2 separate regions of the Homo sapiens genome follow, and region 1 is linked to region 2. Evidence: chromatin contacts called from ENCODE Hi-C or POLR2A ChIA-PET data. All regions are on one chromosome and are shown on one strand. Each heading gives the region's core, a stretch centred on a gene start or an enhancer-like site at or near the end of the contact. The rest is flanking DNA. Distances are from core to core; before and after follow the strand shown.

Region 1 (6,357 bases), core at 682-3,181, 51 kb before region 2:
TGGGAGGCTGAGGCATGAGAATTGCTTGAGCCTGGGTGACCAAGGTTGCAGTGAGCCATGATTGTGCCACTGCATTCCAACCTGGGCGACACAGCGAGACTCTGTCTCAAAAAAATAAGTAAAATAAAATAAAACTATGTTTTTCATGTGACATGTTATTCATGTGACTGCCCACTCTAGCCCACAATTGCCATAAGGTATCATTACACAGTAAGAGTGATTGGCAGATCTCCACATCAATAGCAGATGGGTTCCCTTCATACTTGTAAAGCTCTCCATGATTCTGCAAGCTTCCTATAATTCATATTTTCTTATACCTGGGTGTTCTATTTGAGAGACTAAATATATGAACAGCAGCCAGACCATATATAAAAACAGAACTCTGACCCACAATCTACAGCAACCTGCTGGGGAAACCAACCCCCTTATCTATAATAAACAGCACAGGAAGCAAGCTTGCTACAAGTCAGACTTGTATAAAGTCAAACTGCTATCTCTAATGATGATCCTGGAGGCCAAACAACAACCCCTGTAGCAATGGGCCCAAATGCCTTAACTAGTATCCTACAGCTTCCTTAACAGCTTCCAACATAGGTCCAACCAAAGAAAGCCAAACACCCACCCCTAAACCAATCACATACCGCATCCTACTACTAGTTAGCCCAGGTACAGCTTCTCCATGCCAACAGCCTCCAATCAAAGAATACCTTGACGGCTTCCCTTTTTTATAAAGCTTTCCTACTCCTCTGCCTGCCTTTGAGTCCTGTCAAATGCAAGTGATGATGGCTGACTCCCTTGCTATAGTAAGCTCTGAATAAATAGCCTATGCTTTTCTCATTTGGTTATTTATTTCCACATATTGGATCTAGTAATTCATGAAATTCCATGAAGAACTAATTTCCAAAACTTTTTTTTTTTTAGACACGGTCTTTCTCTGTTGCCCAGACTGGAGTGCAGTGGCACTATCATGGCTCACAACAGCCTGGACCTCCCAAGCTCGAGAGATTGATTGCCCCCTCCCCCCACTCCCCGCCCCCAACCCTTCAGCCTCTAGGGTAGCTGGGACTACAGGCGCACGCAACTACATCTGGCTAGTTGTGTGTGGGTGCGTGTGTGTAGACAGAGATCTCACAATGTTGCCCCAACCGGTCTCGAACTCCTGGCCTCAAGCGATCCTCCTGCCTTGGCCTCCCAAAGTGCTGACGTTACAAGCATGAGCCACCGCACCTGCCTACAAACGTTTTTAAAAGATACTGGTGTCGGCCAGGCGTGGTGGCTCACACCTGTAATCCCAGCACTTTGGGAGGCTGAGGCGGGCGGATCACGAGGTCGGGAGATCGAGACCATCCTGGCTAACACGATGAAACCCCGTCTCTACTAAAAATAAAAAAATAAAAAAATAAAAAAAAATTAGCCGGGCGTGGTGGCTGGCGCCTGTAGTCCCAGCTACTAGGGAGGCTGAGGCAGGAGAATGGCGTGAACCCGGGAGGCGGAGCTTGCAGTGAGCCGAGATCGCGCCACTGCACTCCAGCCTGGGCAACAGAGCGAGACTCTGTCTCAAAAAAAAAAAAAAAAAGATACTGGTGTTATTTCTAAAACATCCAAAAAGTTCACGTGGAGCATCCTTTTTACTTCATCTTAATAACCTAAATCAATATGCTATAGGTCTCACATTTCCGGAGAAGATCCTCTTCCTGGAATGGACGCGGCCTTCTGCCCACAAGAGCGGTGGCCCTAGTGCCCGAACGCGTGGGCAGATCGCAAACTGCTGCGTCTCCCGCAGCCCCCGCGCGCACCAAGTGGGAACTACAATTCCCGGCGGCCCCGGCGGACTGCGGGCCGCCGGGTCAGACAGCCGACCTCGGCCATAAGCGCCTGCGCAGTCGCGGGGCCGCCGGCCGTGCTGTTCCCGCCAATTCCTGTGGTAATCCTTACCGTGGCGAGTTCCGCGCTCAATGGAGACGTTTGACCCCACCGAGCTGCCCGAGCTGCTTAAACTTTATTACCGGAGGCTCTTTCCCTACTCTCAGTACTATCGCTGGCTCAACTACGGTGGAGGTGATGGAGGCGAGGAATGGGTTCGGGAGCGGAGTGTGAGGAGGTTGGAGGCGGGGTGTCCTTAGAATGACAATATGAAGCGCCTTCTGTGCACCAGGCTTTGTGCCGCGCGCCTTCATTTGCTCTCTCGAGCCCGCCCCACCACTTCATAGGTGTAAATGGGCCGAGAGAGGATATAATAAGCCAGCCTGCGGCCACGCTGTAAAAAAAAAAAAAAAAAAAAAAAAAACAGAGCCGCCGCTCCTACCTCTGCGTGGTCAGGCTCACATTAGGTGCCCCGTTTACCTGCAGCGGTGCCCAGGGGGTTACTGGGGCGTAGCGTGAAGCTGCTGAGGCATGGTTTGCATCAGGAGCGGAAGAGCCTCTCTCAGAGGAAGAGAAATACTTTCTTCCTTGCAGCTGAATTTATTAGTGCGAATCGAGGAGAGAGGGGTGGCATTACATATTTAAAATATTTATGCATCTGTTTCATCTTTTGTACCGTTCCCTAGCAAATACGGAATGGTAACTGCTTTCAAATTAGGGACTAGGTCATGTGGATTTTGTTTTGTTTTTCTTTTACATCTACCACGGTGTTGAGCATAGGGGGCTCATTAAAAACATCTTCTCGGGCCGAGTGCCGTGGCTTACGCCTATAATCCCAGCACTTTGGAAAGCCGAGGAGGACGGATTACCTGAGGTCAGGAATTCGAGACCAGCCTGGCCAACATGGTGAAACCCCGTTTCTACAAAAAATACAAAAATTATCTGGGCATGGTGGGTCGCATGCCTGTAGTCCCAGCTACAGCCTCGGGAGGCTGAGGTGGTAGGATCCCTTGAACCCGGGAGGCGGAGGTTGCAGTGAGCCTTTATCGAGCCACTGCACTCCAGTCTGGGCGACAGAGCAGGAAGCAAGCAAGATTCCCTCACCGAAAAAAAAAACTTCTCATTGGCTAAAATTATAATGCCCTGAGCCAAATAAAGTAGCAAATTAACTTTAAAATGTACATTTATTTTGCAGTGATAAAGAATTACTTTCAACACCGTGAATTTTCATTCACATTGAAAGATGATATTTACATTCGCTACCAATCCTTCAACAACCAGAGTGATCTGGAAAAGGAGATGCAGAAAATGAATCCATACAAGATTGATATAGGCGCAGTATATTCTCACAGAGTAAGAAATCTTTTTTTAATATATTTTGTTGTTTTATTTTGTAAACCAAGAATGGGTTGATTCCTCTTGCGTTTTGAGATTAAATTTTTAGAGTTTATTCTAGATGAAAAGCCACTTTTTAATTGTTTGGCAAGTGATTAATCCTTTTTTGTTCTTTGACGTTCTGCATTACTGATGAAATCATTTGGGAGTGAATTGGTTGCATTTTTACTAGGACAAAAAAAATTGAGTATCTAGCTACTAGGAAGAGGAAGTCGACATGATTTAGGAAAGGGAAATAATTAGCCGGGCGTGGTGGTACGCGCCTGTAATCCCAGCTACTGAGGAGGCTGAGGCAGGAGAATCGCTTGAACCCGGGAGGTGGAGGTTGCAGTGAGCCAAGATCGCGCCATTGCACTCCAGTCTGGGCGACAGAGCGAGACTTGGCCTCAAAAAAAAAAAAAAAGAGGGAAATAAAAGAGAATTACATTCTCTTCCACCATGGAAGTTATTCTTTTTTTCTTTTAATTGTTTATTTTTATTGAGGTCAAATATACATATAAAACTTATTATCTTTACCACGTTTAAGTGTACAGTTCAGTCATAATAAACATTTATATTCTTTTTCCTTCATACCCCTGGAGTTATTCTTGATTCCTCTCTTTCTCACATTCCCATACCCATTCTATTAGGAAATCCCTTTGGCTCTACCATAAGTGTATCTAAAATCCAGCCACTACTACCAGTGCTACCAACATTATCATCTCATCTGAATTACTGTAAAAACCTCCTAACAGTTTGCCTTTGTAGAATCTAGAGTCCATTGTCAATACAGAAGCTAGAGTAATCCTTTTAAAACAACTCAGAATCTGTGATTCCTCTGCTGAAAACATTCTCTGGTGGCTGCTCATTTCACTGACTAAAAGTCCTTCTCTCCCCCTCATTCATTCCTGCCACACTGACCCTTGCTCAAGCTGTTTCCACTGCCTAAAACCCATTTCTATACTTGGTTCATCCCCTCACCTCCTTCAAATCTTTGCTCAAATAGCACCTTCTCAGTGAGGTCTACTAAAACCTGCCACTCCTCCCACCCCCTGCCACTGGTATATTCTAAGTACCCTAGAAGAGTGCCTGGCAAGAGACAGTACACTATAAATATTTGTTGAGTGAATGAACAAACCAAAATTGCCCTTCTTCCCCTTCTCAAATATATACACTGGTGGGTGGAGGGAATACATACATAGCATAATAGCTTTTATGTGGAGTTTTTCATGTTATATAACTTGTTACTTGTATCAATCCTCATTCTTTTTACAAAGGAGGAAACAGGCCCAGAGAACTTGAATAGTTTGCACAAGCTCACACACAATTTCTAAATGATAGAGCTGGCACTTAAACCCAGGGTTTCTGACTCTAAATCCCAGACCCGTCTCTCATCATCAAAGTAAGGGGAGAAGAGGTAATAAAAGGCAGGCAGAAAAAAATACTTTGGAGTTGTTTTACTTCCCCTTTATAGGTTGAGAATAAAACTGAAAATGAACTTCTAAGAAGGGTTAGGGTGCCACTCTCTACTTCCTTCTCCTTAATTTCTAAAGGGAGAAAACGTCTCATTTTTTTCTTGGGCCAAGACAGAAGCATCTATAGACCTTTATTTACTTTTTGTGTTTTGTTTTGTGATTTTTGTCAGTTATGTATGCACATGGTTTACAAAATCAAGTACTTCTATTCGGCTTTTAAAAAATCTGCTACCAGGCTGGGCCGGTGGTTCACACCTGTAACTCTAGCACTTTGAGAGGCTGAGGCGAGCAGATAACTTGAGGTCAGGAGTTCAAGACCAGCCTGGCCAACATGGTAAAACTCTGTCTCTACCAAAAAATACAAAAACAGCCGGGCACGGTGGCACATGCCTACAGTCCCAGCTACTCAGGAGGCTGAGGCAGGAGAATTGCTTGAACCCGGTAGGTGGAGGTTGCAGTGGGTCAAGATCACGCCACTGCACTCCAGCCTGGGCGACAGAGTGAGACCCTGTCTAAAAAAAATTCTGCTACCCTTCCCCCTCATTTTTTGCTACCCAGAAGCAACTACTTTCTTTCTTTCTTTTGTTGAGACAAGTCTAGCTCTCTTGCCCAGGCTGGAGTGCAGTGGCTAGTCTCAGCTCACTGCAATTTCTGCCTCCCGGTTTCAAGTGATTCTCCCACCTCAGCTTCCCGGGTAGCTGGGATTATAGGCGCATACCACCACACTTGTCTAATTTTTGTGTTTTTTAGTAGAGACGGGGTTTTGCCATGTTGGCCAGGCTGGTCACGAACTCCTGACCTCAAGTGATCCACCCGCCTTGGCCTCCCAAAATGCTGGGATTACAAGCATGAGCTACCACACCCAGACCCAGAAGCAACCACTTTCTTTTAGCTAAAGCTTTTTTTTTTTTTTTTGAGACAGAGTCTCGCTCTGTCATCCAGGCTGGAGTGCAGTGGCATGATCTCGGCTCACTGCAGCCTCCGCCTCCCGGGTTCAAGCGATTCTCCTGCCTCACCCTCCCGAGTAGCTGGGATTACAGGTGTGTGCCACCACGCCTGGCTAATTTTTTGTATTTTTAGTAGAGACGGGGTTTCACCATGTTAGCCAGGTTGGTCTCGATCTCCTGACCTCGTGATCTGCCCGCCTCAGCCTCCCAAAGTGCTGAGATTACAGTCGTGAGCCACTGCGCCCAGCCCTGTTCAGATTATTTAGAGAGAAATCTTCTAGCTTCCTGCCTGAGTTGGTAGTGGAAGAGTACAGAAGTGGGTGGAAAGGGCTGGGTCTTAACATTCCACATATAAATGTCTAATTATTCCCCTAATATCAATTTGTAATATCAATACAACACACTCTTCAATTGTACTTGTTGTCCAAGTCCAGGGACCTTCTGTTTTATGCTCTCTGGAAAATAATTCAGGTGTCTTCTGCCAGGGAAATGAAAGAGCAGTCACCTAGCTCTGCAAGCTAAGTGTACGAATCTGGGTAGCTAACTGCTTCTTAACTATGCTTTGAACCAATCCTCCTTTTTTTTTTCCTTCAGTCAAGGGTGGCCTTGAAAAATCTTCCTGTTTTTCATCTCAGCTTCACTAAACACGCACTTACTCATTCCAACAATACCTGGTATCACCTATCCCTGAGCCTTTT
Region 2 (6,286 bases), core at 3,735-6,234:
CACAAGAGATCCTAATAGTTAGGCAGGAATATCATCGCCCTTATTCATCCTGAAGAAGTTACAGAAAGCTGGGCGCACTGGCTCATGCCTGCAATCTCACCACTTTGGAAAGCCGAGGTGGGTGGATCACCTGAGGTCAGGAGTTTGAGACCACCCTGGCCAACATGGAGAATCCCCGTCTCTACTAAAAATATAAAAATGAGCCGGGTGTAGTGGCGCATGCTTGTAATCCCAGCTACTCGGGAGGTTGAGGCAGGAGAATCACTTGAACTCAGGAGGCGGAGGTTGGAGTGAGCCAAGATCGTGCCACTGGACTCAAGCCTGGGCAACAGAGCAAGACTCTGCTTAAAATTAAAAGAAAAAAAAAAAAGGCCAGGCACGGTGGCTCACGCCTGTAATCCCAGCACTTTGGGAGGCCAAGGCAGGTGGATCACAAAGTCAGGAGTTCAAGACCAGCCTGGCCAACATAGTGAAAGCCCGTGTCTACTAAAAATACAAAAAAATTAGCTAGGCATGGTTGGGGGCACCTGTAATCCCAGATACTCTGGAGGCTGAGGCAGGAGAATTGCTTCAACCCAGGAGGCGGAGGTTGCAGTGAGCGGAGATTGTGCCACTGCACTCCAGCCTGGGTGAAAGAGTGAGACTCCGTCTCAAAAAAAAAAAAAGATTAAGGGTTCTCTTATAAAAGGGATGGGGTAAATGTCAGAAGTGTTTAAACCAGGCCAGACACATTGGCTCATGCTTGTCATCGGTTCATGCCTGTAATCCCAGCACTTTGGGAGGTCCAGGCGAATGGATCACCTGAGGTCAAAAGTTAGAGAGCAGCCTGGCCAACATGGCAAAACCCTGTCTCTACTAAAAATACAAACATTAGCCAGTTGTGGTAGCACACGCCTGTAATCCCAGCTACTCCGGAGGCTGAGGCAGGAGAATCGCTGGAACCCAGGAGGCTGAGGTTGCAATGAGCCGAGATCACCCTGCTGCACTCCAGCCTGGGAGACAGAGTAAGACTCCATCTCGAAAAACAAACAAACAAAAGAAACAGGTTGCAGTAAAGGAGCCGGCTAAATCCCACCAAAACCAAGATGGCCACCAGAGTGACTTCTGGTCCTCCTCACTGCTACACTCCCACCAGCCTGACCAACATGGTGAAATACCTTCTCTACAAAAATACAATTAGCCAGGCATGATGGCAGGTGCCTGTAATCCCAGCTACTCAGGAGGCTGATGGGGGAGAATCTCTTGAACCCAGGAGGTGGAGGTTGCAGTGAGCTGAGATCACACCATTGCACTCCAGCCTGGGTGACAGAGTGGGACCTCCATCTCAAAAAAACAGACAAACAGGCCAGGCATGGTGGCTCATGCCTGTAATCCCAGCACTTTGGGAGGCTGAGGCAGGTGGATCACCTGAGGTCAGGAGTTCGAGACCAGCCTGACCAACATGGAGAAACCCCGTCTCTACTAAAAATACAAAAAAAAAAAAAAAAAATTAGCCAGGCTTGGTGATGCATGCCTGTAGTCCCAGCTACTCTGGAGGCTAAGGCAGAAGAATTGCTTGAACCCAGGAAGCAGAGGTTGCAGTGAGCTGAGATTGCACCACTGCACTCCAAACTGGGCGACAAAGCGAGACTCCTCAAAAAAAAAAAAAAAAAAAATTAGCCAGACGTTGTGGCGTGCTCCTGTCGTCCTGGCTACTAGGGAGGCTGAGGCAGAAGAACTGCTTGAACCGGGGAGGCAGAGATTGCAGTCAGCCGAGATCCTGCCACTGCACTCCAGCCTGGGCAACAGAGCAAGAATCCATCTCAAAAACAAACAAACAAACAAAAAAAACTAGACTGTCAGTTAATCTCTTCAGAATTGGGTGGACCTGGTAGGAGAAAGATCTAGTTATGTTCGTACAGATTATTTACAGATGCAAATTTTCCCCCACAAAAGATGGCTTGGCAGGGACTTTATTTATTTTTATTAATTTTTTTTTTAGAGGAAGTCTCTCTCTGTTGCCCAGGCTGGAGTGCAGTGGCGCGATCTCAGCTCACGGCAACCTCCGCTTCCTGGGTTCAAGTGATTCTTCTGCCTCAGCCTCCTGAGTAGCTGGGATTATAGGCACACACCACCACACCTGGCTAATTTTTGTATTTTTAGTAGAGACGGGGTTTCACCATGTTAGGCTGGTCTCGAGCTCCTGACCTCAGGATCTGCCCACCTCGGCCTCCCAAAGTGCTGGGATTACAGGCGTGAGCCACCACACCAAGCCTTATTTATTTATTTTTATTTTTTGAGACAGTCTCATTCTTGCCCAGGCTGGAGTGCAGTGGTGCAATCTTGGCTTATTGCAAGCTCTGCCTCCTGGGTTCACGCCATTCTCCTGCCTCAGCCTCCTGAGTAGCTGGGACTACAGGCGCCTGCCACCACGCCTGGCTAATTTTTTTTTTTTTTTTTTTTTGTATTTTTAGTAGAGACGGGGTTTCACCGTGTTAGCAAGGATGGTCTCGATCTCCTGACCTCGTGATCTGCCCGCCTCGGCCTCCCAAAGTGGTGGGATTACAGGCGTGAGCCACCGCACCTGGCCTATTTATTTATATTTAATTTAATTATTTTTATAGAGACAGAGTCTGTCTTTGTTGCTCAGGCTGGTCTCTAACTCCTGACTTCAAGCAATACTCCTGCCTCTGCCTCCCAGTACTGGGATTACAGGCAAGAGCCACTGTGCCCACCATTTCAAAATATAGCAAAGAAACATATTTTGGGGTAAAATATTTTGATTTCCTTTTTTTTATCTTTTATGTGATGTTATACTAGCATCATGTTGGAATTTTGCTAGTCTCTTTTGTCCTTCCCCCCGCCCCTTTTTTTTTTGAGAGAGTCTCACTCTGTTGCCCAGGCTAAAGTGCAGTGGTTCGATTTCAGCTCACAGCAACCTGGGTCGCCCGGGTTCAAGAGATTCTCCTGCCTCAGTCTCCTGAGTAGCGGGGATTACAGGTGTGCACTACCACGCCCAGCTGATTTTTGTATTTTTAGTAGAGACAGGGTTTCACCATGTTGGCCAGGCTGGTCTCAAACCCCTGATCGGCCTGCCTTGACCTCCCAAAGAGCTAGGATTACAGGCTTGAGCCACCGCACCCCGCCTCGTTTGTCAGTCTTAAAATCTCTTGTTTTATTTTATTCATTTTATTTATTTTATTTTTTTGAGACAGACTCTCACTCTGTCCCTTGGGCTGGAGTGCAGTGGCAGGATCTTGACTCACTGCAACCTCCATCTCCCTGGTTCAAGCAATTCTCCTGCCTCAGCCTCCTGAGTAGCTGGGATTACAGACACACGCCACCACAGCCCGCTAACATTTGTATTTTTAGTAGAGACGGGGTTTTGCTATGTTGGCCAGGCTAGTCTCGAACTCTTTTTGTTGTTGTTGTTTCTGTTTTTCTGAGACGGAGTTTCGCTCTTGTTGCCCAGGCTGGCGTGCGGTAGTGTGATCTCTGTTCACTGCAACCTCCGCCTCCCAGATTCAAGCGATTCTTCTGTCTCAGCCTCCCAAGTAGCTGGGATTACAGACATGCACTACCACACCCAGCTAATTTTTATTTTATTTTTTTGTATTTTTTTGTATTTTTAGTAGAGACGGGGTTTCATCATGTTGGCCAGGCTGGTCTCGAACTCCTGACCTCAGGTGATCCACCTGACTCGGCCTCCCAAAGTGCTGGGATTACAAGCATGAGCCATAGTGCCCAGCCAAGATCTCTGTTTTAATGTTAATGCTGGTCAGTTGTGCCAGAACTCCAAAGGGAAGAGAGTATAATGAGGCATATTCAATGCCTCCCATTCCCCACATTGCCTGAACTACTTTTTCAGGAGTTTGGGGGTCCTCTTGGCCAAATGGGGATCCATTCAGTCAGTTGGGGGGCTTAAAATTTTATATTTTTATTTATTTATTTATTTATTTAGACAGAGTTTCGCTCTTGTTGCCAAGCCTGGAGTTCAATGGCCCAATCTCGGCTCACCACAACCTCTGCCTCTCGGGTTCAAGTGATTCTCTTGTCTCAGCCTCCGGAGTAGCTGGGACTACAGGCGCACGCCACCACACCAGGCTAATTTTTGTATTTTTAGTAAAGACGGGGTTTCACCATGTTGGCCAGGATGGTCTCGATCTCCTGACCTCGTGATCCACCCGCCTCGGCCTGGGATGACAGGCGTGAGCCACCGTGCCCGGTCTAAAATTTTATTTTCTACAGTTCTAACACCCAGAAGTGAGATTGCTGGATTTTTGATTTCTGAATTAAGCACAGAGTTTCCTGACCTGTGTCCCAAGAATTGCCTTTACAGTCCCACTGATTTGTTGATCTAGTTCTTAGAAATCTTAATTAAGACCCGGTGCGATGGCTCATGCCTACAATCCCAGTACTTTGGGATGCCAAGGAGGGTGGATCACCTGAGGTCAGGGGTTCGAGACCAGCCTGCCCAACATGGTGAAACCCCTGTCTCTACTAAAAATACAAATATTAGCTGGGTGTGGTGGCGGGCACCTGTAATCCCAGCTACTTGGGAGGCTGAGGCTGGAAGGCTGAGGCTGGAGAATCGCTTGAACCCAGGAGGCGGAGGTTGCAGTGACCGGAGACCACGAATTACACTCCAGCTTGGGTGACGAGTGAAACTCCGTCTCAAAAAAAAAAAAAAGAAATATTCATTAAATTAGATCTTTCTCTGCCTTTTCATTTGGTATAAATCTGGCTTAATGAAGCAGACACTGCCTACATGCATTTAATGACTCTAAGAAAGCAGCAACTCCCAAAGGACACAAATTAAGGATGAAAGTTTCTAACTGCTCTTGGCCAACTGTATGATGGAGAGTTGTGTCAGGAAGTGAAGAAATTTCCTCTTTTGTTATTTAAAAGGGAGACTAAGAGACTGTGGTTAGCAATTCATAATAGCCTGTGTCTCCAGCCCATGAGAGTCACTTGGGGCCGGCGCGGTGGCTCATGCCTGTAATAGCAGCACTTTTGGAGGCTGAGGCGGGCGGATCACTTGAGGTCAGGAGCTTGAGACCAGCCTGGCCAATATGGTGAATCCTTGTCTCTACTAAAAAAACAAAAATTAGCCGAGCCTGGTGTCAGGCACCTGTAATCTCAGCTACTCTGAAGGCTGAGGCAAGAGAATCGCTTGAAGCCGGGAGGCAGAGGTTGCAGCAAGCCGAGATCGCGTCATTGCACACCCGCCTGGGCGACAAAGCAAAACTCCCTCTCAAAAAAAAAAAAAAAAACAAAAGGCGGGGGGCAGTGGCTCACGCCTGTAATCCCAGCACTTTGGGAGGCCGAGGCAGGCGGATCACGAGGTCAGGAGATCCAGACCATCCTGGCTAACACAGTGAAACCCCGTCTCTACTAAAAATACAAAAAATTAGCCGGGCGTGGTGGCAGGTGCCTGTAGTCCCAGCTACTCAGGAGGCTGAGGCAGGAGAATGGCGTGAACCCGGGAGGCGGAGCTTGCAGTGAGCCAAGATGGCGCCACTGCACTCCAGCCTGGGCAATACAGCGAGACTCCATCTCAAAAAAAAAAAAAAAAAAAAGAATAATTTTTGACCTTGATTTACCAAGCGTGGTGGTGCGCCCCTGTAATCCCAGCTACTCCGGAGGCTGAGGCAGGAGAATCACTTGAACCCGGGAGGCGGAGGTTGCAGTGAGCCGAGATCGGCCATTGAACTCCAGCCTGGGCAACAAGAGCGAAACTCCTTTTCAAAAAAAAAATTAGCCAGGTGTGATGGCGCCCGCCTGTAGTCCCACCTACTTGGGAGGCTGGGGCGGGAGGATCACTCAAGCCCAGAGGTCAAGGCTATGGTGAGCAGAAATCGTGCCACTGCACTCCAGCCCAGGTGACAGAGTGAAACCCTGTCTCAAAAAGATAAAATAAATAAGGCCGGGTGCCGTGGCTCACCTCTGTAATCCCAGCACTTTGGGAGGCCGAGGCAGGTGGATCACCTTAGGCCAGGAGTTCGAGACCAACTTGGCCAAGATGATGAAACCCTGTCTCTACTAAAAATACAAAAATTAGCCAGGTGTGGCGGTGCGCACCTGTACTCACAGCTACTTGGGAGGTTCAGGCAGGAGAATCGCTTGAACCCATGAGGTGGAGGTTGCAGTGAGCCAAGATGGCACCACTGCACTCCATCCTGGGTGACAGAGTGAGACCCTGTCTCAAAAAATAAATAACAAAGAAACAGAAGACAGCCTTTTTAAGAAAAAGGAATGGCTGGTCAACTATGTCAAAAACTTCTGTCAGAGGCCTTTGAAACAGAGC

Evidence for each region. A loop is a pair of places that touch in the nucleus more often than their neighbours do. ChIA-PET counts read pairs that join two places held with the same protein, here RNA polymerase II (POLR2A). Pooled maps may share reads with other maps.
Region 1: a loop to region 2 is called in a pooled map, with 3 times the contacts of the local background. The contact joins the promoter of PRIM1 here to the enhancer-like site in region 2. A Hi-C loop is called at or near these places in 1 of 37 single-sample maps with no recorded cell type and 3 of 50 pooled maps. POLR2A ChIA-PET finds 5 or more read pairs at or near these places in 18 of 52 experiments (CD4-positive, alpha-beta T cell, GM12878, H1 and 13 more).

The regions. Positions count from the first base shown.
Region 1 is chr12:56,747,897-56,754,253 of GRCh38, reverse strand. It overlaps PRIM1 (DNA primase subunit 1), which reads left to right and starts at 1,931. Exons shown (of 13, transcript NM_000946.3): 1 at 1,931-2,058; 2 at 3,059-3,216. The coding sequence starts at 1,956. RefSeq lists a silencer at 1,995-2,289.
Region 2 is chr12:56,699,534-56,705,819 of GRCh38, reverse strand. No RefSeq gene overlaps it. Among named protein-coding and RNA genes, the nearest start is that of PTGES3, 14 kb to the right of the region's middle. RefSeq lists silencers at 4,903-4,962, 4,911-5,065. Within about 2 kb of position 4,984, at least 6 of the 41 ENCODE cell types and tissues checked have a DNase peak (open chromatin) inside an H3K27ac peak, as active enhancers do; they include OCI-LY7, where a contact is called at or near this core.